Regions from separate parts of the Homo sapiens genome. Here region 2 is linked to region 1. Evidence: read pairs that join two places in POLR2A ChIA-PET (ENCODE). Cell type or tissue: CD4-positive, alpha-beta T cell. All regions are shown on one strand. Each heading gives the region's core, and the rest is flanking DNA. Links, peaks and the distances in the headings are about the cores only.

Region 1 (11,497 bases), core at 5,871-10,870:
AAAAGAAAGGAGTTCCAAGAAGAGCTAAAATTATCAACAGCAGAGACAGCTCAGTTTCTGCTATCTACGGGTTCACCCACAGGGATATCATAATCAAGAAGCAAAGTGATCGATTTGGGAAGTGAGGGGTGAAGGAACAAAGATTCATAAAGAACAATGGGATTGGAGGTATAAAATATACCCTGCTCCCCATACCCAAAATGGAAAGTGCCACTTGGTAGGTGGCCATGTGCTGCATAAAACATAGCAGACAGTTAATGTCAACTCAAACCATTCTAGCAAGACATTAACTTAGAGGAAACGCCAGGAAACTGAGAGGTTGGAAGAAAGAAGAGGTGTATTCCTATGGACAGCTAGCTGCGAGGTCATCCTAGTCTGTTGCTGGTACATTCTACTTCAACCTAGAGCTGACAGCGTAGAAAAGTATGACTCATCTCTAAATAAGATCCCTGGACAGACTCATGGAAGTTCTGCTGCTCCCCAGAGAAGATCACCTGGTGGTCATAGGTTTAAAGACCTTACGAGGCTGGCCCATGGGCCGAGATGCCATTGTGCAGGGCAGCAAGGCCCACTTAGGTAAGAATATACCACATGATTGGCCTCACTGTAGAGGCCATCCCTCGCTTGGAAGCCATCTGGAAGTAGATTTGAACTTCTAAGTGACATCTTAAACAGCCCAAGTCCCAGTGATCATTAAGATCCCTGTGACCAAAAGAAGAATCTCTCCTGATCACTTGTGCACTCCTCAGGGACCAGGCAGGAAACATGGGGGCTGGGCTGCTGCCTTGAAAGCAGCCTTTTGTTACCCCCTCACACTGGAGCAGCTGTAAGAAATGGGTGGCTGCTGGCTGAGTGCAGTGGCTCACACCTGCAATCACAGCACTTTGGGAGACTGAGGCAGGAGGATTGCTTGAGGCCAGGAGTTCAAGACCAGCCTGGGCAATAGAGTGAGACCCCATCTCTACAACAAAAATTAGCTGGGCATGGTGGCACACACCTGTAGTCCCACCTACTTAGGAGGATGAGACAGGAGGGTTGCTTGAGCCCAGGAGTTAAAGGCTGCAATAAGCCATACTCACACTACTGCACTCTAGCCTGGGTGACAGAGTAAGATCCAAGAAAAGAAAAGAAGACAAGAAAAGAAAAGAGAAAATAAAAGTGGCTGCCACCCCCCTGCTCACCATCAGCTTCTGGGGGAACCCAGTGAGGCACCCATCTGCTATGGGTATGAGAGAGAACATCAAGCATCTGGCTTTCCTGATCTTAATGTCTCTTCACATTAAGAATGAGGTGAGCTTCTGATTCTCTTGTCCTGCTCCTTCCACCATAGTCTCTATATGGGCTTTTATCTTCTAGAGAGGAGCACGCCCACCCCAGGACTGGTACCCAGCAGGTGTACCACCAATGTTGATGATACTGATGACTAGACTTGCAGCAGGAGGCAGGCACTATTATTATCTCCACTTCACAGATGAAGAAACTGAGGCCCTAATCCATCAAGTAACTTGCCAAAGCCCCTCTGCTAGTGAGCCCAGGTCTCTTAGGATGAAGGGAGGAACTGAGTGTGTCAGAAGCTCTTAAACAGCACTGCCCCCTCCCTGATTCCAGCAGTGTCAGTCTCCTGCCGCTGGGCTCCCACCTACTTGTGTTTGCAGTCTCACTTGTGGGTTCGAGGTCATAACTCTCTGTCGCTCCTCAAGTGCTCGTCACACCCACTGTTCCCTGGTTTCATTTGTACATTGGGGTTCCAACTGTCAGTCCCCAGCCGGCACACAGGTTTCACTTCCCTGAACCCTAATTCACTCATTTTTGAAATAGGGATCTATCTACCAGAGTGGGTGTGAGAAATAAGAAACGGGGTATAAATATAAAGCCTGCAGGAGCCCCACCATGACGCTGTTCACGCCTTAGTGAGCACTTCACAAACAAAAAGCACCGTGATGAGGTATTTGTGTCCTTTCATAACAATCTTCTCTCTCAACTCTGGCTGACATCAGAATCACCTCGAGCATTATTTGAAAAGGCGAATGCTCAAAGCCCCGCCCCAACCCTGCCAAATCAGAAACAACCAAGGTGGAGGTCCTGGAATCTGAATTTACTTTATAGTAAACAGCGCTACCTGTTAATGCAGGGATCAGGGCCAAGCTAACGTTCATCCCACAGGGAGGTTCTATAAGGGATTCCTGCCGAGAGTGGGAGGTAGGTTTAGAGGACCTGAAAGCTCCTCCACAAATAACAACCCCCTTATGTAGTTGGTTCTCGGTTGATAGCTCCCTGCTGCAAGCAGTGTGGTGATCAGTGTACAGAGAAATATTTTTTCCATCCTATTCCACACTGGTCGTGTCCCAAGCTCCACTCTCTGGCAGCCCAAGTAGGGGTAGATAGGCTCTGGGCACCAGACAAAAACTGTATTCCCTTTAGGGCTGCCTTTCCTCTGCGGAACATGAAGATCACTTTTAACAACCACAAAGTTTCATGAACCACCAGATGAAAGCCAATCGTGCTGGTAGTGTGGTAATGTCTGTTGACGAACAACATTCGTTTTTGGCTTTTTTTTTTCTTTTTTTTTTTTTTGAGACAGGGTCTTACTCTCTCACCCAGGCTGGAATGCAGTAGTGCAATCTTGATTCACTGCAACCTCCGTGTCCCAGGTTCAAGCGAATCTCGTGCCTCGGCCTACTGGGTAACTGGGATTACAGGCGCCTGCCACCACACCCAGCTATTTTTTGTATTTTTAGTAGAGATGGCGTTTCACCATGTTGGCCAGGCTGGTCTCAAACTCCTGACCTCAGGTGATCCACCCACCTCAGCCCCCCAGAGTGCTGGGATTACAAGCATGAGCCACCGTGCCCGGCCCAAACAACATTCTTAAACACACACACACACACACACACACACACACACACACACACACACACAAAACTCCTATGAATTCAAGACACTTCCAAACCAATTCCATATTTTATGAATCACAATAGCATCCACATGCATTTCAAAAATTGTAGCACATTATATATTCAATCTACAGGAAGATTTGGCACTTGGGGGTATTTAGACCCTTCACAATAACTTCCCTTGGGGTCCACTGCTCACAGATTGAGAACCAGCCTGCACCACCTGACAGAGTCAAAGGTCAGTGATGAGCTCACCTTACCCCCCACATTCCCCTTTCCAGTAAATCACCCAAAAACCCAACTGTGGAAGAGCATGTTTGAGATGAGCCACTGGTAAGTAACCGAAGGGCCAGAAACATAATCTGAGGCCAAGAAGGAAAGAGAAAATGGGTCTGAAAACAAACAAATGGATGAGAAGGAGAAAGCTGAGGTGTAAAGACCAGGCGGAAATCTATTTGGATAGCTCAGGTGGAAAGTTTTAAAAGTCTGGGCTAGCCACACAGTGGTGGGAATTGCAAGGCTGCTAATGGATAGAAGAGATCTTGGAGAACCAGCATATGATGACTCACTGATGTGAGAAAGAAGGAGGAGGTGAAGGAAGCCTGGAATTTCAGCTAAGATGTGAAGAATGGAGCCACACTCTGAGAACCTACATATAATAACAAGTTATATTTAGGGCCAGCTTGGAACTGCACTCTAAGAACCAAAGTTGGACACTCAAAAGTAGACCAGGACACTTGGCAAAGCAACAGTTATAAGGGACCAAAGGTCTGGAAGCAAAGGGTGCCTATTTTCCTTAAGAACGACTGTGATAAAATTTACAGATAAAGGCATAAGTCTAGAGCAAGTTATTTTCAATGTTCTGCTAAAAATTATATTTGCAGTTAAGGAGTCCTGAAATTATTTAAACTTCGGGTGCCTTGGTATGACATTCCAACAATGTGCCCAACCAGGAAGTGGGTGCTGTAGTGGTAATGTGGACTGCCGTAAAGCTCAGCTTCAGAGTCCATCTCTCCTGCAAAACTTTCCCAGGGCACATTGGGTTGGAACAACTTGTTTCTCATCTGAACTACTGAGCCCCAACCCTGCTCATTCTGATACTATTGGTCTGATGGGGGACACTATCAACTCCTTATTTTCTGTGTAATTCATCTTTAACCATAAAAGTTACACATGATTGTATTGGAACTATTATTACATCACAGATGTTGATTTGAACTCGTATTTAAGCTTCTTGTGACACTTGCTTCTTTCCTTCTGCCTTTCTTCCCATAGAAAAAAGTCCCCAGCACTAACTGATACCCACATACTGATTTCTTTGATCTAACAAATGTCCTTCCCCCTAAAATCCAGATTTGGCCTTACCCAGGTAGTAACCTTAGAAATGTAAGGAAAGGATCTCAAAGCCTGCATTTTTTTTTGTCTGCCAAGTTTTGCCACCTCCGATCGTTGTTGTTTGAGATGTGACAGGAGATGAAGTCACTTCGATGACATAAGTAACAGGATATCATTGTGCTACACAAAAGCCCACAAGTCAGATGCAGGTGGTGACTGAGAAACCAACATACAAACTTTGAAAAATACAAGGGTAAGCCTTCAGACTTTCTCTAAACAGCATCCCCTCCCCTCCGAAATAGTCTCTCCCCTTGACCTCCATTCTTCACATCTTAGCTGAAATTCCAGTCTCCCTTCATCTCTCCCTTCTTTCTCAGCCCCACATCAATAAGTCACCAGATGCTGGTTCTCCAAGATCTCTTCCACCCATTAGCAGCCTTGCAATTGCCACCATGTGTGGCTAGCCCAGACCTTTACAACCTTCCACCTGAGCTATCCAGATAGATTTCTGTCTGGTCTGTCCACCTTAGCTTTCTCGTTCCAATTCATTTGACACTACATTTATAGATTAATTATTCTAAAGCCAAGCTCTGAGCATATTATTCTCCAACCCCAAATCTTCATAGTTTTGCTGTTACTTGATAGAATAAAGTCCAGACCTCTTAGCCTTGTCTATAAAACCATCTATGCTCTGGCCTAATGTACCCCTGCAGACAGAACTCCAGCCTATATTCCAGTCAAACTAGCTGATCCCTGTTTGCAGCTCCAACGTTTCATTCATGCCTTCTCACTTGAGTCAGGCTTTCCTCCTTCCTGCTGAATACCTTCCAATCAATACCTACCCATTCTTCACATGCCTTTCCTATGTGAAAGGCCTCCTCTTTCCCTGCTGGGCCTTGTTTGTACTTCACTTGCACTGCCCATCCTGCTCTGGCTTTTATCACAGTTTTTTATGTCCCTATTTTATCTCCCATACTGGACTTAGGTGTCTTGAGGCTAAGGACTGTATGCTATTCATCTAGTGTCTCTCCCAGCACCTAGCAGAGCTCTGCACATTGTAGGCACTCAAAATAGTTTGTGGAAAGAAGGAAGGGAGGAAGAGGAGGAAAGATAGGAGGATGGAAGGAAGGGGGAGAATGAAGAGACCTCAGAAATAAAAGAGAAGGAAATCAAAAGGGGCAAGAGGGAGTAGGAAGAGAAGCCACTGTAGAAGAAAGCAGGTCATGAAGATACACGGAAAAAAATAAAATGCTATGGGATAGATCCCGGGCCATGTGAGAGTATGAGTACCAGATTTGCAAGGGAGAAGAACTGAGGAAACTTCCTGGCATCATGAGAACACTCAACACTAGCCTTGGTTTTCTTCAGTGGCAGACTCAGTCACCTTATCTCCCCCACCTTTCACAGCAGAGCTGGGGTCTTTAGGCTGAAAATTGGTTCCTGTGCTTTATGAAACCAGAATGGGTAGATGCTCAACTTCATCTTTTACTTAATCTAGATTTAATTAAAACATTTTATCTTTATGATAACTAACTCTCTTTTTTTTAAGACAGAGTCTCATTCTGCTCATTCCATTACCCAGGCTGGAGTGCAGTGTTACAATCTCGGCTCACTGCAACCTCTGCCTACTGAGTTCAAGCAATTCTTGTGCTTCAGCCTCCAGAGTAGCTGGAATTACAGGTGCATGCCACCATGCCTGTCTAATTTTTGTATTTTTGGTAGAGATGGGGTTTCCCCATGTTGGCCAGGCTGGTCTCAAACTCCTGACCTCAAGTGATCTGCCTGCCTTGGCCTCTCAAAGTGCTGGGATTACAGGTGTGAGCCACTGTGCCCAGCCCAACTTTTAATTAATGTCATTCTAGTTTACAAAATAGCCTTATAGATTACCCTAGACAGTTCTCACAGCATTCCTGCTACATACATAGTTAATGGGATTCCCTGATAGCTGCCTCAGAGCGTGTGGTGAGCTCCTCGTCTTACACTGCTGTCTCATTTGCTGCTCACTGACATCTCCATTACTCCCTTAACACCAAGTCGCGCTCAGAGAGACCCATCTACTCCAGTTTCCAGAGTACAGCCTGCTGCTTTACACGTCCAAGTCTTTGCCCAGATGGTTCCCTGGGTAGAATTTTTTTTTCGAGTCCTTCAACCTCTTCACCTCCAGAAGCCAGGTTTTCTGGGGAGAGAACCAGAGTAGCACCACCCAAGGGACTCTTTGGGGTACTCCCCTGGGTGGTGGGGGGGGGTCCATCACCAGGCAGCCTAAGCCTGGCATGCTGGGGCTGCCTCAGCTTCTATGGAAATTCTGGAAGATGACACAGGGGGACCAGGGAGATTACAGGGCCTGTGCTACTGCCTCGGGCCGGTGAAAAAACAGACGCATCTGCCCCCAGCGCACCCCACCCCAGCAACACACAGAAGGGAGAGCTTGCACAGTAAAACCCACTTCCCTCGTTAGCTTGCTCGCTAGGAGAAGCAGAGGAGAGCTGTTTATACTTACAACAAAGTGGGACAGCAGGAGGGTGGGAGAGAAACTTCAGACCTTGTACTGGCTGAGTTTTTCTTATTTCTGATTCTTAGGGATGCTTCACACTCCCCCATTTTCAGTTCTTTCTTCTGCAGAATTAATTCAAGACAGCCTGTTCTGTTCACAGGGGGCACAAAGGTATGGGCCCAGAGACTGCAGACAACAGGTCAGAAAACCACAGCATTCTAAGATTCTCTCTGACTGAAGGTGGGGATAAAACAGATTTTCAAGAAGAAAATGAAGCATACAGTTTGAAAAATACAGATCAAATAACATACTTTTTCACCTTTGGAAAACAACTTCATGTTTTCACAATACAAACTATTGAAAGTAAGTAGAGTTCAATAAACATCTCTTGATTGTTGGAGAATGGTCAGAAGAAATATCTTCTGTATATTTGTGCTTCCTAGAAAGAGTCTGATGAAGTCTCCTGGGACCTGCTAGAAAGCAGGATCAATTAAATGTTTAGGTTTAGCATAAACAGGCACAGGAGGTCTTTGTCTTCTGGGACCAGGGAGCCCCTCTCACTTTCGGGGCCAGTTGGGTGACCCGCAGCACCTGAACTCCTAGGTAGAAACCTAAAGAGAAATCCATGGCAGTGCCTGAGTAGAATTTCCTCTTTCTAGAATTGAGGGTGCAGAACAGCAGCAGGCAAATGACAGAGGAGAGAGAAGGCAAAACAAAAAATTCAGCAGCGCAAGAGAACTGGGCTTTCTAGGGTGGTTGGTTGTGATCTCATGTGTGCGTGCTCTTGTGTGCACACGTGTGTGAGAAAAGTTGGCAGAGGAGGCTTTGGTTGAAGGAGGGAGGGTGGTTCTTTTTTTAGCCTGGAAAATTGCCACACTGGGACAAAAACCTTAGCACAGCCCAGATGGGCGAAAGGCAATAGGAAAAAAAAAGCCCCCTCAGAAAGGTAACCAGCTGCCTGAACCCTAACCCTGAAGTGAAAATCTACCTGGCCAAGAACAAAAATCCTCTTCAGTCTGGAGAAGCCTAATCTAAACCTGCATGGGGGCGATGCTCGCCAGTGGAGCTAGAATGCCTGCCATTTATCACCCAAGATAAAACTCTCAGCAATCCCCTCATGCAAATGGAACCCTGTTTGCGGAAAGGATTAATCCAAATTGTTCCGCGTTGTTCAAAGTGTCTCTGTGGAGTTCGTTCTGTCTCGTCTGCCCCAAACAAGCAATAAATTATCCACACGTGAGCCAATTTCCCAACCAAAAAGAGACAATGTGGGCAGAAGCGGACTTTTGATGCCCACTCCCCGCAAGGGGCTGCCCCACCTGGGCTCAAAATAGCAAGCAGGTCACGGAGGGCAGCCCTGGGCACATAGGACAGGAGTAAACACAGCCAGGAGATTATGCTGCAGCTGGTTAACCACAAGGATAAACAAGCGGACAAAGTAGGGAGAAACCCAAAGCACTCCACTTCAGTATTTTTAAATGACACTGAAAGCAATTTCATGGCTTCCATTTAAAAAGAAGCTGCTGAGACACAGAACATCCCCAATTTACAAAGATTCCAGGAAACAGCCTGAGCTTGTGATTGGAGGGGGTTACGGGGGTGAACAGACTACATGGAAATGCTTTCTCCAGGCAGCCACTGGCACCTGTTAAAAAGAAGCCCATTCAGACACACATCTTCAGACACATTTCCAAGTATTCATTTTAACCTGCTTTTGCCTAACATAAAACCAAGCAAAGATGTGGTTAATTGCCTTCTTTATTAACCTGCTTCCAGAGCTGCTGTTACCCCACATTTTCTCACCAAGGCAAGTATATCTGGAAGTCTCAGGAGGCCTTAAAAAAGTCCAGCACTAAATCTTCTGAGTCACTTAATCCCCAGCTCTTCTATGTTTGGAGATAATTTCCTTTATGAAAAGAAACTCTAACCTGGCCAGATACCCTTCTCAGACTTGCTAATGGAACAAAGAAGCCTCTCATTAGACTCATCCCTGTGGCTGCAGAAATAAGTGTCTCGGAAAGCACAGCTTTTGCTTTAGCCTCAGGATGGTTTTGGCTGCCGCGGTCCTTGGCTTCCTCTCATGGCGTCTCCTCCAGTCAAGCTCTAGCTAAGTTACACTTAGAGGCTAGAAAACAGGAGAGACAGGTGCCTAGCCAAAAAAAAAAAAAAGGAAGAAAAAAAAAGGACCGTCTAGTGATCAGGTTTGCCCGGCAGTGGGATCTGCTCCTTTCCAAAGGGTGGGCTGCCCATCCCAGGAGTGTCCAGAGACAGGACCACCTGCTGAAAAGGAGCTCCTTCCAATGCATGGAACATAATGAGACCAAATGGCATTAAGGACCCCTTTCAACCCCGAATCTGAGACTGCAAAGACAGGAAGGGCTTTCAAGGCACGTATGAGAAATTCTTTATGTCTTCTCTTTCCTTCCCTCATTGCATAGATCTCTCTTCTGACCACAATTAAAAGTAAGAACACTTCACACTTTATTTAAGACTCCACTTCCCTTTACCTCATTTCAGTGGGTAATGGTGGAGAAAGCCATTTGTCTGGTTAAGCAAAGCCCTTGACCAACAAGAAAGACATTTCAGCAGCAGAGATAGGAACCTATATTAGTAATAGGTTATGTTTATTAAGCACTTACTAAGTGCCCCACACTGTACTAAAGTCTTTACATAGATATCATATTAATCTTCCCAATAATCCAAAAAGTAGAATGTTATTGTTAGCCGGATATTAAAACAAATGATATTACAACAAAGGCCACTGTGTGAGCAGACTCCAGTGCTGTGCTCTGAACCACAAAGCTACTCTGTCTGGCTTGCAATCCTCCTTTCTGCTGTTGTTCCCACTGTTTAAAGAGCAGAAGGAAGAATGTTCTTCTCCCTGAAGGACGTTGTCCTATAATAACTGAAAGAAAAGACAGGCCCAGTGCTCATGCATCAAGACAGTGAAGAAGGCATAGGGCCTGGGGATGGGAAAAGGGTTGAGGAATGTAAGGATCACACAAAGCTTGTCAATTCTCTTCAGGGTCCCTGACATTAACCTGAGTGCGGTTAGGTGCCGCAAGGGAGGACTGACCTGGAAATCCCAAGTAACTAATTTCAGTCTCAGAGAGACAAATTATGACATAGAGACCACCCCAAAAGGATTCTGCAGCCAGTTTTTGTCCATGTGTGTCTGTTCCATCCTCCCAAGTCTCCTGACTGCCTAACCCTATCCTTTCTTTTTTTTCTTTTTTTCTTTGTTGAAACAGAGTGACACTCTGGCATGCAGGCTGCAGTGCAGAGATGCGATCTCGACTCACTGCAGCCTCTGCCTCCCAACCTCAAGTGATCTCCTTGCCTCAGCCTCCTGAGTAGCTGGGACTACAGCCACCACACTTGGCTAATTTTTTTGTACTTTTTTGGTAGAGACAGGGTTTCACCATGTTGCCCATGCTGGTCTCAAACTCCTGAGCTCAAGTGATCTGATTGGCCTTCCTCAGCCTCCCAAAGTGCTGGGATTACAGGTGTGAACCACAATACCTAGTCTCATACTTTCTTTTGATGGCTATCATCAACACCTTAGGTCAGTGTAAACTGGAAGACTGGAAGCTAGTAGAGTTTTTGTGTTTGTTTGTTTTGAACCAACATTTTTAAGTTGAGAGATTTCTTATTAAAAAATCAGGACTTTCACTTTCTCTTTAAAAAAAGTTGAATAGGCTGGGCGCAGTGGCTCACACCTGTAATCCCAGCACTTTGGGAGGTCGAGATGGGCGGATTACAAGGTCAGGAGATCGAGACCATCCTGGCTAACACAGTGAAACCCCGTCTCTACTAAAAATACAAAAAGAATTAGCTGGGCGTGGTGGTGGGTGCCTGTAGTCCCAGCTACACAGGAGGCTGAGGCAGGAGAATGGGGTGGACCCAGGAGGCGGAGCTTGCAATGAGCCGAGATTGTGCCACTGCACTCCAGCCTGGGCAACAGAGCAAGACTCCGTCTCAAAAAAAAAAAAAAACAAAAAAAGTGAATAATATGGCCCAAATTCCCTCAAAGGGCAATGGAGGGTAGTGGTTGCTGCTTTAGGACAGGGCATGCACCCTTTGGTTCTCCACAGTCCCCACCAGTCCCTATTGCCTCACTCATTTACAATACCTGCAGGTTTTTAGATGTTGTCACTGGTGTCTTAGACCTACAAGTAGCTCTAAGATCATTCCCAAGTTATTTTTTTTTAAGGAGACTATTTCTCAAGGGGCATGTAATTCTAACAGAAGGTTACAAATCTCAAAGACACAGCTTTGATAGCTGACAGATAGCTTTAGATTTAGAAAACTCAAGCAAAACATTGTATGGATTCCCCTACACACACACATACACACACACGCACACACACACACACAAGTAATTCCCACCCTGTTCTTTTGCTAATATAATATTCTTGGAAGAATGACCTCAGAAATATCTCAAAGCCCATCTGTATGGGCGATCAGATCACCACATTTCTGGGAGCACCAAGGCTCTGCCATGGGATGCCCAGTTCTCTTTATAAAACTTGACAGTCCACAGGGCTCTAGGCGCTTCCTCTTTTTATATAGCTGTCTGAGGTCACCACCAATAAATTACTGGTTTAAGGAAAACAATGACAAGCCTATTCCATGGAGGACAGGGTTCACTCACTCAATTATTTCCTAAAGCAGTACCCTCCTTCCCAGTTTGACACCATGATTTTTGAGGCAATAGCACCGAGCCTGTTTGCTGCTGTTCTTTACACCCATAAAGCCACACAAGCACCTGCCA
Region 2 (17,406 bases), core at 7,738-12,737, 160 kb before region 1:
AATAGCTGAAAAGAGTGAGAAAGAGAATGAGAGATAAAAAAGACAATGCTATTTAGGAAAATAAAAATGTTTGCTCATAAAATAAGGGCATAATTTTGTAATAAGACTTCACAAAAAATGATATTATTTAAACACATGAAAACAGTTGTCTCTGGAGGTAAGATGAGAAAAGGGATAAATACAGACTTTGGTATCTAAAAGTGGGATGTTGCTGTAACAAATATCTAAACATGTGGGACTAGCCTTGGAACCTAGCAGTAGGCAGAAATTGGGAGAAATTAGAGAAGCATGTTAGAGAATGCTTAATTATCTTGAACAGACTTAGTAGAAATCTTGACTTTGAGATCCCTGCTGGTGAGGGCTGAAAGAAAGTGAAGAGCATGCTATTCATGCTCTTCAAGTGAAGAAAGAAAGTTATAATGTAGTAGCAGAAAGTTTAGCAACACTGTTACCTGCAGTTATGTGGAAAGTAGAAAATATGCCTCATGAACTGAGTGGTCTAGTTATGGAGGGTTTCTAAAATGTTGAACGTGCCAGTGGGCCTCTTTTTCCTACATGCAGTAAGATGCATGAGAAGAGAAATAGATTGAAAGACTGTCATACCAAAAAGAAAAGCCAAAGCCAAGTTTTGAAATTCTTCAGCCTTTCCAGACAGCAAACAATGCTAAAATTAAGAAATGGCTTCCAAGCAAATATCAAATTGAGGGCACTGCTAGGAAAACATTGTCTAAATACACAAACATGGTCCAAAAATGTTTTGTTTTTTTTTTCTAAAGACTTATGTTTGGAGAAATATTGCCAACCTGGATTAAGAGGGACAAAATGAAGAGAGGCCTTTGAACCCCCAGAATTCTACTGGCAGGAGGCAGGCTGAATATGCAGTACCTTCCATGAGAAAGAAAAATGACCAAGAGAGCAGAAACAATGCCCCGAAGAGTGGAGCCAAGAGCCATGGGGAATTATTCTCAGGCCTTAAGATCTAATCAAGGAACTCCTAACATTTGCTTGCTGGGATTTCAGAATGTCTATGGGCCAGTGACACCCTTGTGCCTCCAATTTTCTCCCTTGTTGAACAGTAATGCCTTCCTGGCCCCCAGTTGTATGTTAGGTAATCTGGGGTGGGGAGGGCAGCCAGATAACTTCTATCTTGAGTTCCACAGGTCTGAAGATCAAGAGGATATGTATTTAAGGTACTATATTTGTGGAGACTCATCCCTACATGAACCTGATTTAGATGCAGTTCTGCAGTTTGAGCTGTTGTTGTAACTAGATGCACACGCAGGGGAGTTGTAAATCACTGGGGCCAGAGGGTGGACTGTGGTAGGCAGCCTCTTAGATAGCTCCTAATGATCCCTGCCCACTGATGTTCAGGTCAAAGAGTGAGAAAGAGAATGAGAGATATAAAAGGCAATGCTATTTAGGAAAATAAAAAATGTTTGCTCATAAAATAAGGGTGTAATTTTGTAATAAGACTTCACAAAAAAATGATATTCTTTAAACACATGAAAACAGTTGCCTCTGGAGGTAAGATGAGAAAAGGGATAAATACAGACTTTGTTATCTGAAAGTGGGATGTTGCTCTAATAAATACCTAACAAATACCATAAATATATTGTGTAATAACCTTCCCTTGAGTGTGGGTTGGACCCAGTGACTAGTTTCTAATAAACAGAACATGGTGAGAGTGTTGGGATGTCACTTCCAAGACTAGGTTATAAAAAGACTGTGACTTCCATCTTGAATCTCCACTCATTCACTCTAAGGAAAGCCAGCAACCATATTCTGAGCAGCCCTATGGAGAGACCCATGTGGCAAGGAACTGATGTCTCTAGCTGGTAACCAGTGAGGACCCTGAAGCTTGCAAACAGCCCATGAGTGAGCTTACAGGGGATTCTTTCGCAGTTGAGCCTCGAGATGACCACAGTTCTGGTGACATCTGCAGACTTATGAGAGTCCCCGGAACCAGGGGACCTGTCTAAGTTGTACTTAGATTTCAGACTCCAAGAAACTGAGATAATAAATGCTTGTCATTCTAAATTAATGAGCTTTGGGGGAGTTTTATTATGCAGCAGAAGATAACTAATACAGATTTTATCCCCTAATCCAGATTTGATTTCCTAAGGGAATAATAAAAGTTTTAATGTAGATTTTTTAAATATTAAGAAGTTTTCATCCTATTTATAATTACCAAATGAGTGATTTACATTGTAAAGAGCCCATTGCAATTTCATCAATTAAGTCATCTGCAGAAATTTTTGTCTGATTTTGTGCAAGAGTATCTCTATGATCTGAATGTTTATGTCACCTCAAAATTTATATGTTGAAATCCACTCCCCTAAAAGATGGTATTAAGAGGTAGGGCCTTTAGGAGTTGTTTGGGTCATAGGGCTGGAGCCTTCATGAATTGAATTAGCATCCTTATAAAAGAGGATCCAGAGAGACCCCTCATTCTTTCCACCATGTGAGGTCAGAGGGAGAAGATGGCTGTCAGTGTGGAAGTGGGCCCCCACCAGACACGATATTTGGGGGCACCTTCATCTTGGACTTCTCAGCCCTGCAAACTGAAAGAAATAAATATCTGTTGTTTATAAGCCACCCAGTCTATAGAGTTTTGTTACAGAAGTCTGAACAGACTAAAATGGGCATATATGGGGTGTGGAGATTTAAAAAAAAAGAGAGAGAGAGATAGAGGGTCAGGTGCAGTGCCTCATGTCTGTAAGCCCACCACTTTGGGAGGCCAAAGCAGGACTGCTTGAGGCCAGGAATTCAAGACCAGCTTGGGCAACACAGCAAGACCCTCATCTCTATAAAAAATAAAAATAAAAAAAGTTTCCAGGTGTAGTGGCAGATACCTGCAGTCCCAGCTACTCAGGAGACTGAGGTGGAAGGATCACTTGAGTCCAGGAGTTGAAGGCTGCAGTGAACCATGATCACACCACTGCACTCCAGCCTGAGTGACAGAGAGAGACCCTGTCTCAAAAAAATAAATAAATAAAAAGAAAAAGAGAGACAGAAAGTCACATCCCCTGGTTTCTAAGAGCAGATGTCCCTTGGGGAGGCACATGAAGCTGGATAGTGTGGGATAAACCAGACCACAATGATGGCAAGGACAGGGAGAATGGGAACACAGGTGGAGGAGTTCCTGAGGCCCCCCAGGGGGTCACTGAGAGTGTGCATTGGGCTCAAGACTCAGTGACAGAAAAAACACATCTAATCGGCTTGAGCTCAGCACAAAGGTCCAGGGCAACACTGGCTTCCAACATAGCAAGATTAGGAGAGTCAAGGACATTAGAGAGACTCTAGTTCTCTCTGTTCCTCAGCTCTGTTCTCTTGGGTTGGCTCCACTCTCAGGCAGACGGTAGTCAAGAGCTGAGCTGAGCTGAGCTGCCAGGTGTCCGAGTAGTCAATTAAGACAAGCGAAAAGGAAAGTAATGGCTAAGTCTTTATTTACTTACCATGATGGTCTGAGCAAGAGGCTAGACAGGAGGAAGCACCGGCTCCCCCACAGGTCCATACCCCTGGAGCAGCACCTGGCGAGGGTCAGGTGGATCCACAAAGACAGGGGACTTGTCTCACTGGAGCAATAGGCTCCTGCCCTTTCACGGATCTGGGCTGAGGTTCAGGTGTGGAAAAGTGCTGGGCGCTGAGTTCAAGGGGAGAAAAGTGTCTTCAAGATTCCCCCTTCTCCCAATGAGCAGGACTCAGGTGCCACACCTGGGAAGACCCCAAGCCAAATGGAGATGCTGGGGCTAGGAATACAGATACACGTTACAGCATGGTCGTTGATGGAAGCCCTTGAGTGCAACCTGCTTCAGAGACCCCCGGGTCCTGGCTGTGCACCAAGTGTGGCCAGGGATGGCAGCTTTTTCTGTGAAGCCTGCCAGGTAAAGCCTTTGAATTCACCTACAGTCAGGCCTGAAAGATCATAAGCAGGTTTTTGGCCAGGAGCCGAGTCCCCTCTCATCTTTTATGGTGGTGAGATGGCTATCAGTGGCTCCAGGCTTACATCTTATTCTTCTCAGAAACACCAGTAGGAAGGGAGTGTTCCATCTTAATAGTTCCAGCAGAAATTCTGAGACTCACTCCAGTCAGACTGACTTGGGTCTTGAACCCGTCCCTGAACCAATCACTGTGGCCAAGTGGACAGAATTAATGGATTGACCTGGATTGTGTCTACATGTCTGGATCTGGGGTTTGGGCAGGACCTCCCCAAGCTAGTTCTATGGAGAGTCGGAGAGGGGCACTGCTTGCCAGAAGTGGGAGTGGCTCCTAGGTAAACCCACAGATGCCCACTTTCCAGTACTTGAGTGACAATGAAAGGGTTTATTTATCTCTTTATTCATTCACTGAAGATTTACTGAACATCAACTGTGCACCAGGCATTGTTCTAGGCCCTGGAGAGACAGCAATGAATAAGTATTTCAAGCTTAAATTCTCCTGGGGGTGACAGACAATAAACATGATCCGTAGGTAAAATATATAGCCTGTTAGTGATAAGGGATAAAGGGGGAAATATACATATAATGGAAATTGATGGCCCTATAGGGATAAGGGAAAAAAATTAAAGCAAAAAAGGAGGAGAGGAGGTATGTGTATAGGGAGTAGGGGATCCAGAAAGGCCCTGCTGAAGTTCATCAGAGAATGAGCATCCCAGACATCTCAGGAAAGAGCATTCAAGGCTGATGGGATAGCAAATGCCAAGGCCTCGGGTGGGAGCATGCTTGGTGTGTTCAAGGAATAAAAAGTAAAAGTTGCCAGACATAACACTGGATACCCAGTGACATATGAATTTCAGATGAACAATAAATAACTTTTTTAGTATAAGTACATCCCGAATAGTGCATGGTCACATACTTCGGCAAAAAAAAAAAAAAAAAAAAAAAACTCCATGAAACATTTGAGACACATTTATACTAAAAAGTATTCATTATTTATCTGAAATTCAAATTTCACTGTGCATCTTATTTTTTTTATTTGGCTAAATCTGACAACTCTATCTAGGTCAGTGTGACTGAAGCAGAATGAAAGAGGAGGGATGTTATCCCCCAAAAGAAGATATTTTGACATCCTAATCCCCACTACCCCAGGAGGTGACCTTTTTGGAAATAGCTCATTGCAAATGTAAGTAGTCGTGGTCATACTGGAGTAAGGTGGGCCCCTAATCCAGGATGACTCGTGTCCTCATATGAAGATGACCATGTGCAGGTGCATGGGGAGAAGGCCAAGGGGACTGGAATGACTCAGCTACAAGCCTAGGAAGGGAAAGAGAGCCGGCAAACACCAGAAGTGAGAAAGAGGCTAGGAAGGATGTTTCCCTTCAAGTTTCAGAGGGAGCATGGCCCTGCTGACACCTTGATTTCACATTTCTAGCCCCTAGAACTGCAGGACAATGACTTTCTGTTGTTTAAACAACCTAGTCTGTGGTGCTTTGTTACAGCAGCCCCAGAAAACAAAACAGGGAAATAGCAGAAGATGAGGGCACAAAGCCAAGGAGGGTGATGGACAGATCGAGTAGAGCCTATAGGTAACATGACGCCTTTAATGTTTGATTTTTTGTTTTTTGTTTTGTTTTGTTTTGAGACAGGGTCTTGCTCTGTCACCCAAGCTGGAGTGCAATGGTACAATCTCAGCTCACTGCATCCTCTACCTCCTGGGCTCAAGCTATTCTCTCACCTCAGACTCCCAAGTAGCTGGTACCTATGGGACTACGGGCACATGCTACCACACCTGGCTAATTTTTTTTTTTTTTTTTTTTTTAGACAGGGTCTCACTAGGGTTGCTCAGGCTGCAGTGCAGTGGCACAATCTCAGCTCACTGCAACCTCAACCTAATTTTTGTATTTTTTGTAAAGATGGGGTTTTGCCATGTTGCCCAGCCTGGTCTTGAACTCTGGAGCTCAAGCAATCCTCCTGCCCTGGCCTCCCAAACTATTGGGATTACAGGTGTGAGCCACCGCGTTCAGCCACGTGATGTCTTGGCTTGTACTCTGAGTCAGCTAGAGAGTCATTGGAGAGTTTTGGGAAAGGAGTGGCTTGTGTAAAGAGATGAAAGAAACAATCCAGGATATCCAAGAAAGGAAGTGGCAGCTCCAGGAAATACACGCAGTTTAGTCCTGCAGGAGAGTTTAGTAAAGACACTAGGACCAAGGCTGGAAGGTGAATGGCAGCCACATCTCAAAGTGCCTTCTGGTAACTTTAAAAATAGGGATATACATCCCCCTGTAGGCCACTGGAAGCCAATGGAAAACTTCGAGCAGAGAGATGGAATCAAATATGCCCGCTGTTCACGGTCTTTGTTATTTGTCATGATAGAGGTGGGCGCCAAAGAGTTTAAGAATGACTGGACAGTGACAGAATTCCAAGTACCACTAGAGGGGAGGGAAAGGAGATAATTTTCATTAGATCAGAGGCCTTAGTCCAAGCCCCCCAACCCACACAATTGAGATAGCCACATTCCCACATACCCCTGAGGTAACTTGGAAAATACCTGGGGTTTCTCTGGAACATTAGAGAGTTTACCTGAGACTTCTGGTAGGCTGAGGGAGACAGATTCCTGTCTAAAGGGCAGGATCTGGAAGAGCAAGGAGGTGCTCTAAGAAAGACAGCAACAGACTTGACCCTGCAACTGTAAATCAAGAATCCAGGGACCCAGCTCACTGGCTGGAAAACTTCAGTGTTCAAAAGAAACTCAGGGAGTTTCTGAAAATGCAGATCCTGAGTCCCACCCCGGTTATCTTGATTAAGTAAATGTGGTCCAGGAACTACAGGTTGAGAAACTCTACCCTCCTGAGGGACTTGTGGATGTTCACACAGATAGTGATAAAGGCTATGGAGAAAGCTTAAAGTAGGCAAGGAGGAAGGAAATTGTAGTGAGGAGGGGCACCGTTGCCATTTTGGATAGGGTAGCCAGAGAGGGCCTCACTAACAAGGGGACATTATAGGCTGAAATTACATGTAAAATTTTGCATATATGTCACTTCATGAGAAAATACACACATAACTTTCAAGAGATTCTTAAACAGATTCTGAACCAAATTAAAACTAAGAACTACTGCAGATTAGTTAGCAGAAAATGGAGGGAAGTTCAGAATCTGTTTTCATTTTCAATATCCATAAATACTTTGACCTTAAACAGTGGTTTTCAACCTTGGCTTCACATTCAAATTACCTGGGGAGCTTTAAAAAAATACTGACGTCTGGATCTCATCTCCAGAAAATCTGATTTAATTGGTTTGGGAGCGTGGTCTGGGAATTGGGATGTTAAAAGCTTCCCAGAAGATTTTAATTGCAGGAAACCTAAGAAAAACCAATCTAGGGTTTCAGATGAGCCTCTCCTTGTGGTAGGAAGGCTGGGTGATTATGGCTGTTAACCTGCTAGCAAACTGAGACTCCAGAATGAGTGATGAACCCTAGGTCCCACAGATGGTGAGTAATTCAAGACTCAGTACCTGGTTCTTAGCTCCTAATTCAGTGTTCTGCCACTATCCCACCTTGGAACAGAGACCAGTGGGGTTTGATCAGGAACCAAAGGTGGGCACTTGGACTCCTGTGCTGGGAAGGGCAGGCCCAGGGGAACCCCTCATGGAAGGAGGCCCAGCATCTAGGAAGCACAGTAATGGAGGTGCTTGTCACTGGGGTGCTAAATGGGAGCGGGGCAGCTCAGAGGAAAGTGGGTGGAGAGCTGAAAAAGCCAGCTGCCCCCTAGCAGGCCAGTGAGAGAGGCCAGAACTCCAATGCCTCCTTACAGCAACCCAGTCAACCCTGGCCTCCCATCTGGCCAGATTCTAAACCAAACAACAACAACAAAAATCATCTGAGATAAATAACATTAATAGTTTCGTGACCTCAGAGAATCCAATGCCCTTCTTCATTCCTCAATACCAGCCAGGATTGCTGATGTATGGGGGAGATGGGTGGTAGGTACAATGGAAAGAAGTCACCATCCGAAAAGCAATGCTTTCATCAACTAGGTAAAAGCCTAAAACATCTTCAATCAGAACAAAGCTTTCCACTGTCCAAGCGGTAATGAGTAACAACTTCAAAAGCAAATGCCCCCGGGAGAGAGAAGACCTTAGATGAAAAGCTCAAGACCTCGATGTTTAAACTAATTTTTAAACAGAACCCTTTTCACAAAAAAATCTGTATATGTATGTTTGTACACGTCATACTATATCATATGTATGACATGTTATATTATACATATATGAATATTACATATACACTATATTATTGCCTATCACATGTGATAGACATAATATTTATAATGTTATATGCACATAGAACTATAAAATCAATGAAAGTAAACTTGCTGTGGACAAAGCAGGGGCTGGGTCTGGAAATTACCTGATGGGCTGGAGGCGATCCAGAATAAATGTTGTCTCTCTCCCCCCACCTGCCTGCCCATTTCTCCTTCCACCAAGCTGGCTTGCCCCTGAGCTGCCTCAGCAACCCCTAGGACAGCTTGAGAGAGCTGTAGGAAGGAACTCACTAATGCACTGGACATGCATTGAGAACCTACTATGTGCTTGACATTGTGCTAGACACTGGGACTGCATATGGGGGAATAACAGCTCCTTTATTCAAGGCCCTCATGATCTCCTGAGGGTCGTGGGAGGAAAAAGGATAATTAAGCAAAATGTGGTGGGAACTGAATAAGGGAACTTACCGAGCATTACAGAATATAGTAGGGCCCCTGAGGAAAGGCACCTTGGGTGGGGGAGGGTGGCTGGGAGGTGGGAGCTCTCAAGGAAGTCCTCCGAAGAAGACCCCGAAGGTCAGTTTCATTCCTGAGAGCCAATGTTCATAAGATGACTGGGGATTGGGGAGCAGAAGGGCTTTGGCAATTGGGAGATGTATAGGGCTGAGCCAGACAGAAGGAAAAGGCAGGGCATCAGGGGTGCTGGAGACCAGGGACATCAAGGACAAATCTCCCTACATCGGAGGCTTGCCCGGGCTGGCACTGGGCAGCCCCAGTGCCAGGACCCCAGGCTCTCCCAACAGCATGTAAAGAAGAGACCACAGGTCCCTCCAGACCCACAGCCCAAAAGGGCAGGTCTGGGGCCACCAAACTGGGGCTCGGGCGTGAAAAAACCTACCTTTGAAGTGAAAAGATCAAAATGGCTTTTGAGAAATCAGATCTCCTCAGCTGGATTTCAGCCCTGAGAGCTGGCTTTGTTGCAGCCAAGCAGTAAAAAGAGAGCAAAAGCACAATAAAGTTCTAAGGAAGGAGGGGGCCGCCCAGCACTGGCCTGGCCTCCGAGCAGACCCTCCTCCTGCAAACATTTGAGCAAAGCAATGCACAAGAGGAAAGAAAGAAAGCAACAAAGACCCTGAGCCAGGGGCAAGGAGGCCACCACCACAAGGAACACAGTCGGACTTCCCGCTGGAGGAGCAAACTCCCTCTGCAGGAATGATGGTGATAATTGCTCACCTGAGACACTGGGGACAAACAGGAGAAGGTGGCGTGTGGTGTCACCTTCAAAGCCGCCACTCCTCTTTCACAGTGTCCCCTTAAGAAAGAAAGCAAAAAGCACAGGCAATTTTAGTGGGTTTTGCTTTTTTTTTTTTCCCAAGGCTCTTGTCTACTGTCTCAAAAACTGTCTTTTCTCCTTTGCTCCTTCATCTTCCTCCTTCTTCCCTGGGACTCTCCCTTCTCCTTTGACACCATGACAAAGAAAAATGCCTGCATGGGCCTTGTTTTCCAGATTCAATCAAGGCTCAAAGCTTTTATCTTGTTCTTAATAGCACCTTGCACCGATAGAGCCCGGCAAGGCTTTGCGGGCCTTAATTATTTCCCCAAGATCGATGAGACCCCTCAGCCCCCTGGGCAGCAGCATCCCACGGCAGTTTTCCAGATGGATGAGCTGCGTCGAAAGCTGCAGAGCAGACAGGGATGCAGACAAGGTCCAGCACGCCCAGCAGAGCCTGCGGCCTGCGGGTTCCTCGGGCGGGTATCTCGGGCCAGCTGCCTTGGAGGCAGGTCTGGGCTGCCCTATTTCTCAGATACCCATCTCCATTTCCGCCCCCCAAAGGGGATTTTTCAGTGAGATTACAGGCTGATAAGGCCCTCCCAGTTCACAGGAGAGGAAACCTAGGCAAGGGGACTTCCTGGTGCCACAGCTCAAGTCTGTGACAAGAGACAAGAGCCAGGCGTGAGGATTCCCCTGCCTGCCTTCTTGCCCACTGGGTCCCATCTCCCCATTAGAAGGGAGCAGTAGGCTTTCCCAGGCCTCTCAGCATAGGCAGCTTCATTTATACCCAGCATGGGGAAGCCAAAGAGTGCCCTGAGAGAGGAAGAGAGGTGCTCATTTTCTGTTCCATCGCCTCCCTGTGCAGCCATCACACAGGAGGAAATCACACTTGCAGTAAGAGCTGGCTGACAAGCTTGTCATTCACACTAAAGAGCTAGCATCAAGCAGCTCAATGTGCCGGGCACCACCTGGAGCAATCTACAAGCTGCAGCCTATGACATCAATGCCCAAACCTGGGGGAGGGTGCAAAATGCTAAGAGACTAAGGGGATTAGGAGGTTGGGCCTCTGATATCTTACCTGATAAGAAAGTGCATTGAAGAGCAACGTAAATTGGTAATAACAGCTGCTAACTGTTACCAAGCTCTTCTCCTGTGTTTTCACAAGGTCTCTTTCATTTTACCTCGTAGCAGCCCACAAGGTATCTTGCTTATAATCATCCAGCCAGAAAGTGGTAGAGATGGGATTTGAACTCACACACTCTGGCACCAAAGCCCATGCTCCTAATTCCTTTACCAAGCTATTCAGCAAAGCTTTAGGCTTCCTGACAGGAGGCAGGAGGTCTTTAGGTAGAAGGCACAAGACACTGCCTAATTTCCTCACACTTCCAAAGATGTTTTCCAGCCTGGACAAGCGACACATATTTAGTTATACTGGGTGACCTTCCAGAAGGGACAGGCTATGTCTATGTGCTCCCTGATGGTGGGAACCATATTTGATTCTTTTTTGCATTCTCATCACCTAGTACAGTGCCTAGATCAAAGCAGATGCTTTAAAAGTGCTTGCCGACTCCTGGCTCAGCCCTATACAGACCGTGCAGCCAGAGGCAAGCTACTCGACGTCTCTAGATTCCAGTTCCCTAATCTGTAAAATAAGGACAATAACGCAGCCCTGCCAGTGTAGCTGCATGATTAGAAGCCATATGTGCAAAGCCCCTCCCACAATGCCTGGCACAGAGTAGATGCTCAATAAACAATGGCTGTCATAGCTGTCTTCAAAGCCAATATACTAAGGTGGGATTAGACAGACCCATGGTTCTTGTCTAAAAGCAGGATGGGGCAAGAAGGAGTAGCTCACAGTATTCCCATAGGAGTTTTCCAAGCAGCCTTCTCTAAAACTTCTCTTTTATTAATAGAACTTCAGAAGGCTCTGTGTCCCTCAGCATCTCAAGGAGGAAAGATTCTGGGGAATGTTTGCTGTACTAGACACTTTGATGGGTGCTGGGTGCTCCCTTTCTTTTTTCTCCCAACAAAACCCCAATGTCATGCAGGTGGCTACACTCCTCAGTAGGGCCTTGTGCTCCCAGGAACCCTGGCCCCAGTTCCAGAGGATGAGACATGGTTGATCTAAAACCATTGTGGTGATTCACACATCATATCAGGGATTAATTTAGGCATAGACCTAGGACATGCTTATGGCTAATGACAGAAAGTCGGTAAGAGACTTCTGGAAAGAATTTTTCTTGTGGACCAAAGATGCACGAGAGCAAACAGTCCCTTTTCTCCCCTTGGATGTGATCATGATGATGCACCACCTGGAGCTGTGACAGGCATTTTTCACCCATGAGGAAAGCTCATGCAAAGCCTAAACCAACACACTAAGTATGGCAGCAAAGAGAAGAAAGAGCTTCTTCCTTAATGGCAAGATGGAACCACTGAACTAACCACACCTGCAGCACTCCGCCTCTGGATTTCTTGCTATGTGAGATAATGCTGCTTGCCCTTCAAGCCAGTTAAGTCAGTGATTTCCATTGCTAGCAACCGAAAGGATTCTGAAAATCTTGCCATCTAAAAAGATAATCTCAGAGAGGAAATAATCCTTAAATTACTCCAAGAGAGAACAAAATATCCTGAGTTGAATGAGAACCCCTAGGCTAAGGCTCAAATACAGACATTTCCACAAGCACAGGGTGAAGCCAATCGCAATACACTTGGGTCCAAACAGGTGAATGCAGTCTTGGGAAGGAGCAGTCAGGCTTCTGATTTCAAAGCAATCCCGGCTTCTCAACCAGTGATCCCAGAAAGCTGAGGAGCAGCAGATCTGAGGAACCTGTGTTCAGACTGGAGCCACAGCCTGGCCCAGGGGTTCTGGTTTCCTCCAAACTGAGGGGCAGCCACATTCCACTCTTGGTGAGCAGATCACAAAGGCTGCTATGTGTTTTGCTAGAGAAACACACAGAGAACCAAGAGAGAGGTCTAAGCAAACACCTGCATGGCCACACCTTGCCAAACACCCCACAATGCACAAAATATCTTAACCTTCTGTACTTCCTGGGGTTCACTGCAGGAAAGGGGAAAAGAGGAACACACAGGGGGCATCAGACACCACTCAGTCAGCACAATATCTACTGCAAGGGTCCCAGGCACTGTTCTCGGTGCTGGCCAGAGATGAAGTGGTTGAAAGCTTGCCACTTCTGCCCTCAAGGGACTCTTGGAGTGGGTGGGTGGGTGTAGGCAGATGTATACAGCTCTAGTATACCTGAAAAGATCCTTACAAATGCCAGGCAGTAAATACTGACTGCCAAGAAGGCTCTACAGGAGCTGCGGGCATTAAGAGAATGGAGTTACCCCAGCTGCAGGATCAGAGGATCTGAGATGGGCATGTGGCTGTTCGATCCTTTTCCATTTTTTCCAGAAGAGCTATCAGATCTGAAATTCAAAGCTGGCTTCCCACCATCAGATCTCCATGGCTTCAGCATGGACAGCAGAAAAATCCAGTGGTTTATCACGGAATCCACTGCACCAGGCAGGGATATAGCAATTCTGGCCTTGGGGCCAAATCCAGCCTGAAGACTATTTTTCTACAGCCCAGTAGCTACAAATTGTTTTTACATTTCTACTGGGTTGTTTAAACAACAACACAAAGAATATGAGAGGGAGAAGTCCGGGCCCTGGAAAGCCTAAAATATTTACCATCTGGTCTTTTACAGAAAAAGTTTGCCAATGCTTGGCCTAGGGAGGCCACGATGGCCAGAAACATAGCCCTTATTTGTCAAGATTTCCTGGAGGCCCTTCTGGTAAAACCTGAATGCCTTTGGCTGCTAGAGGTTCATCTCGAAGGTCTTCTCCTGGTTGGTCCAGGTGCTCTGGGTGTGAGAGAGGCAAGTTCATGGGCTGAGGGGTTTGGGCTCCTCCTACTCCTCTGCGTTGGACCATGCCAGCCTGTTCCAGCCTGCTGGGGCTCCACATAGTAATGATTCACCTGGGAACAGGCATTCCAACACACTCCCAGCATCCGCCATCCCTAAGCGGCAGCCTTCAGGGAAGCTGTGGGAGGGTTAGCACAGCACAGAGCCCACTAAACACACATCTCCTTCTCCAAGTGGGCTGAGCAGGTAGGGAGGAGAAAGGGGACCAGATGCCTGGAGGTCTAGGTCCCCCTCAAGCTCTTCATGCCAAGGGAACTCCTGCTGGAAAGCTACAGTCCCCCTAGCCTTGTACTGATCTGGTTCTTTGGGCACCAGCTCCACCTGTCCTAGCAGGAAGCCCCATCAGAGCCCCATTTTGTGGCCAAGGCTAAGGACCCTTATTGCCCAGGAACAGAAGATACAAAGGGAGCCAACCCCTTTACAATGTCTTTTATATTCTGAATGTGATTCAATCTAAGTTTTTGAAGTCTTCCAGCTGGCCCATATTTCAAACAGCAACAGACAGAAGCAGTTATTGTATCAGCTCAGAGAAGACATTTTCATAACCAATGAAGCTCATTATAGTTGAATACCCGATTCCTGCCAATGCATAATTTAAATAATCACTTCAAAGCAATTTGTTATATAATTATTGAGTCTTACATAATTACGACCCCCTGAAGAAGCAGAAGCAATTTATTCGGGGGGAAGAGGCATTAGACTTGGCTGGCAAAGAGGCTTTCCATATAGCTCTGGACACCTGGCCACAGGCAATATTGGTGACAAGAAGGGAGGTGGCATGGCCCTGTTTGAGGAGTTTCTGGTTATTCTGCTTCTTTGGCTGGAGGGCTCCACTATCAACCTAAGCACATTGAGAGATATATTCATTTTTGGAAAAATGTTAGCCTTTGAGGGTAACAAATATTCAATAATAAAAATGAGTTTTATAGTGAAAAAATATGATACTCTTTGTAAAAAGAAATAAATATGGTTTCTCGATGTAGGCGGTGTCTGACATGAACCTCACTGAAGAGAACACCTTTTTCTTTTCTATTTTTTTATTTCCAACTTTTACTTTAAGTTCAGGGGTACATTTGCACGATGTGCAGGTTTGTTACATAGTTAAACGTGTGCCACGGATGGCGATTAGCTGCATAGATCATCCCATCACCTAAGTACTAAGCCTGGCATCCATTAGCTATTCTTCCTGATGCTTTCCCTCCTCCCACCCCCTATCCCCCGACAGGCCCCAGTATGTGTTGTTCCCTGCCATGTGTCCATGGAGAACACCTTTTTCTGGGGGTGGTGAGTGACAGAGGGCAGCGATAGTGGCCCTGAGTGCTTAGCTAAACCAAGGACCCAGCAAAAGGCTCTCGTGGCCTTAAACCGAGAGAAATCCAATTCTTAAAGATCCATATCGAATCAAAAAGATATGGTAGCACAGGAAAGATTCTGCTTTCCATCTGTTGAACCATCTATATTTGTCAAAAGAAAAGCTCAGATGTTCATAGGAGTCAGGGAGATAACACAAGGGAGGGAGGTGAACAGGTACAAGTCTGTAGAAAGTTCTGGGGACTTTGACAAGCTGGAGAACTCGTCTCTCTAAAGGAGGAAGCCACTCTTCAGCCCCAACCAATAGTCTCTTATTCAAGAATAAAGGGCCAATGTTGCCTGATCATCTAATTTTTAAATAGAATATAGAAATTTAGATTTTATGGGTAATATTCCAATTTTTCTATACTGACTCATCTGTATACAAACCACACTGCAGATATGGTTTGGCTGTGTTCCCACCCAAATCTCATTTTGAATTATAGCTCCCATAATTCCCAAGTGTTGTGGGACCTCGTGGGAGATAATTGAATCACAGGGGCAGTTTCCCCCATACTGTTCTCCTGGTAGGGAATAAGTCTCACAGGATCTGATGGTTTTATAAAGGGAAATCCCTTTCACTTGGCTCTCATTTCTGTCTTGGCTGCTGCCATGTAAGACATGCCTTTTGCCTTCCACCATGATTATGAGGCCTCCTCAGCCACGTGGAACTATGAGTCCATTAAACCTCTTTTCCTTTATAAATTACCCAGTCTCAGGTATGTCTTTATTAGCAGCATGAAAACAGACTAATACAACTGTACAGGCCAATCAAAATATGCCAGTGGGCCATTCATCTACAGCCTGTCTTGTCTCTCTAATCTCTGACAGTGTTCTTTGTCAAATGGGAGAGAAAAGACAGGGGACTGTCACAGGCTGGGTTGTCTGGAAGCAGATGCTGGGACAGAATATGAGGTAAGAATGTTTACTATGTATCCATACCTGTGGAAAGAAGCGGGCAGATGCAGGATCGGGCAGAGGGAGAAGGCAAATGTTGATGCAGGCCTGACAAAGCTCCTGCCAATCTGGCAGGAAGTTTCAGATCAAATATTGCCTGTCAGAGCTGTCCCAAGTGAGGCCAAAGTGGCCGGACTTTTATGACCCGTCTTGCTCAGTCATCTGACACAGGTTGTCCTGGAAAGATTTGACCGCAAGTGAGGCAGTTCTCAGCAGCTGAGGCCAACCCTGAAGCTCCTGATGCTGGAGGCTGTTTGATCCTTCTTTCTTGAAGGAAGATCTGGACACCTGGACAGAGCATCTCATGTCTACCATAGGTACACATAAATACACAGACACAGTATAACATGACTGGCCAGCCATGTCACAGAATCACAGGGTCCTTGGCCACCTTCTGAAGGTCATTGAGATGGCCTGGTCTGCAGGAAGGAAACCTGAACAGATGGCCAGGAGGCCTGGGGATGAATCCCAGGACTGACACTTGCTTCTCTGTTTTCTTGTCTTGAAAATATAGGAGGTGACCTCTTGTTTTCACCATTTCTGCAGTGATGATCAGATGCTGGGAATGTTCTTAGGAAAGTTATGAGCACTTCAGAAGAGTCTGTGAAGAACAGTTATACTCTTTTATGTTTTATACCACTTTATTGAGGTATGACTGACATATTAAAAACTATATATATTTAATGCATACAATTCAATGAGTTTGGGGATAAACACATACCCATGAAACCATCAAGGCCATGAACATATCCATCATGAACATATCCATCTCCCAAAGTCTCCTCCAATCCCTTTTATTTTTGTCCTTGGGTTTGGAAGGCGGTATTTATTTGTGGGTTTTTTTGTTTGTTTTCTGGTAAGAACATTTAACATAAGATCTACTTTTTCAAAAAATTTTAAGTATATAGTACAGTATTGTTAGCTATAAGCACTACGCTGTAGATTCAGTATAAGCAGAACTTATTTATCTTGCATAACTGAAACATAATACCCTTTAACCATCACCTCTGACCAACATGCTATTCTCTGCTTCTGTGAGTTTGAGTGTTTTAGATTCTACATTTAGTGAGATCATACAGTATTTGTCTTTCTGTTTCTGGTTTATTTCACTGAACATAATACTCTCCAAGTCTATCCATTTTGTTACAAATGATGGGATTTCCTTCTTTTATAAGGCTGAGCAATATTCCATTGTATGTACATACCACAATTTCTTTATCCCATTCACCCATCAACAGACAATTAAGTTGCTTCCAGATCTTGGCTATTATGAATAATGCTGTAGTGACCACAGGAATGCCAAAATCTCTTCTAGATCCTGATTTTAATTTTTTTTATATATACCTCTTGTTGTTTTAATAACAGCCATTCTAAGATACGAGGCAATGGTTCATTGTGGTTGTGACATTCATTTCCCTGATAATTAATGATGGTGAGCACATTGTCATATACCTGTTGGCCTTTTGTCTTCCTTGGAGAAATGTCTTTCAGAACATTTGCCCATTTTTAATTTAATTATTTGGTTTTTGTTATGTTTTTGCTATTCAGTTGCATAAATGCCTTCTATATTTTGGATAAAATCCCTTATCAGATATATGGTTTGCAAATATTTTCTCTCATTTCTTAATTTTGTTAATTGTTTCTTTGGCTGCACAGAAGTTTTTTAGTTTGATGTAGTACCACTTGTTCATTTTTGCTTTTGTT

Evidence for each region. ChIA-PET counts read pairs that join two places held together with the same protein. Peaks named below come from ENCODE experiments on the same cell type or tissue, not always from the same donor. Only the 100,000 strongest peaks of a DNase experiment are listed, where the experiment ranks them.
Region 2: POLR2A ChIA-PET joins it to region 1 with 7 read pairs; 12 of 35 experiments call an interaction of 5 or more read pairs at or near these places.

What each region holds. Positions count from the first base shown.
Region 1 is chr2:136,122,683-136,134,179 of GRCh38, reverse strand. No RefSeq gene overlaps it. Among named protein-coding and RNA genes, the nearest start is that of CXCR4, 10 kb to the right of the region's middle. In CD4-positive, alpha-beta T cell, for the core only: no CTCF peak of the experiment used is centred there; a DNase peak (open chromatin) is centred at 8,789; H3K27ac peaks cover 1,012 bases.
Region 2 is chr2:136,274,419-136,291,824 of GRCh38, reverse strand. No RefSeq gene overlaps it. Among named protein-coding and RNA genes, the nearest start is that of CXCR4, 160 kb to the right of the region's middle. RefSeq lists an enhancer at 9,057-9,558. In CD4-positive, alpha-beta T cell, for the core only: no CTCF peak of the experiment used is centred there; DNase peaks (open chromatin) are centred at 10,074 and 10,424; H3K27ac peaks cover 1,308 bases.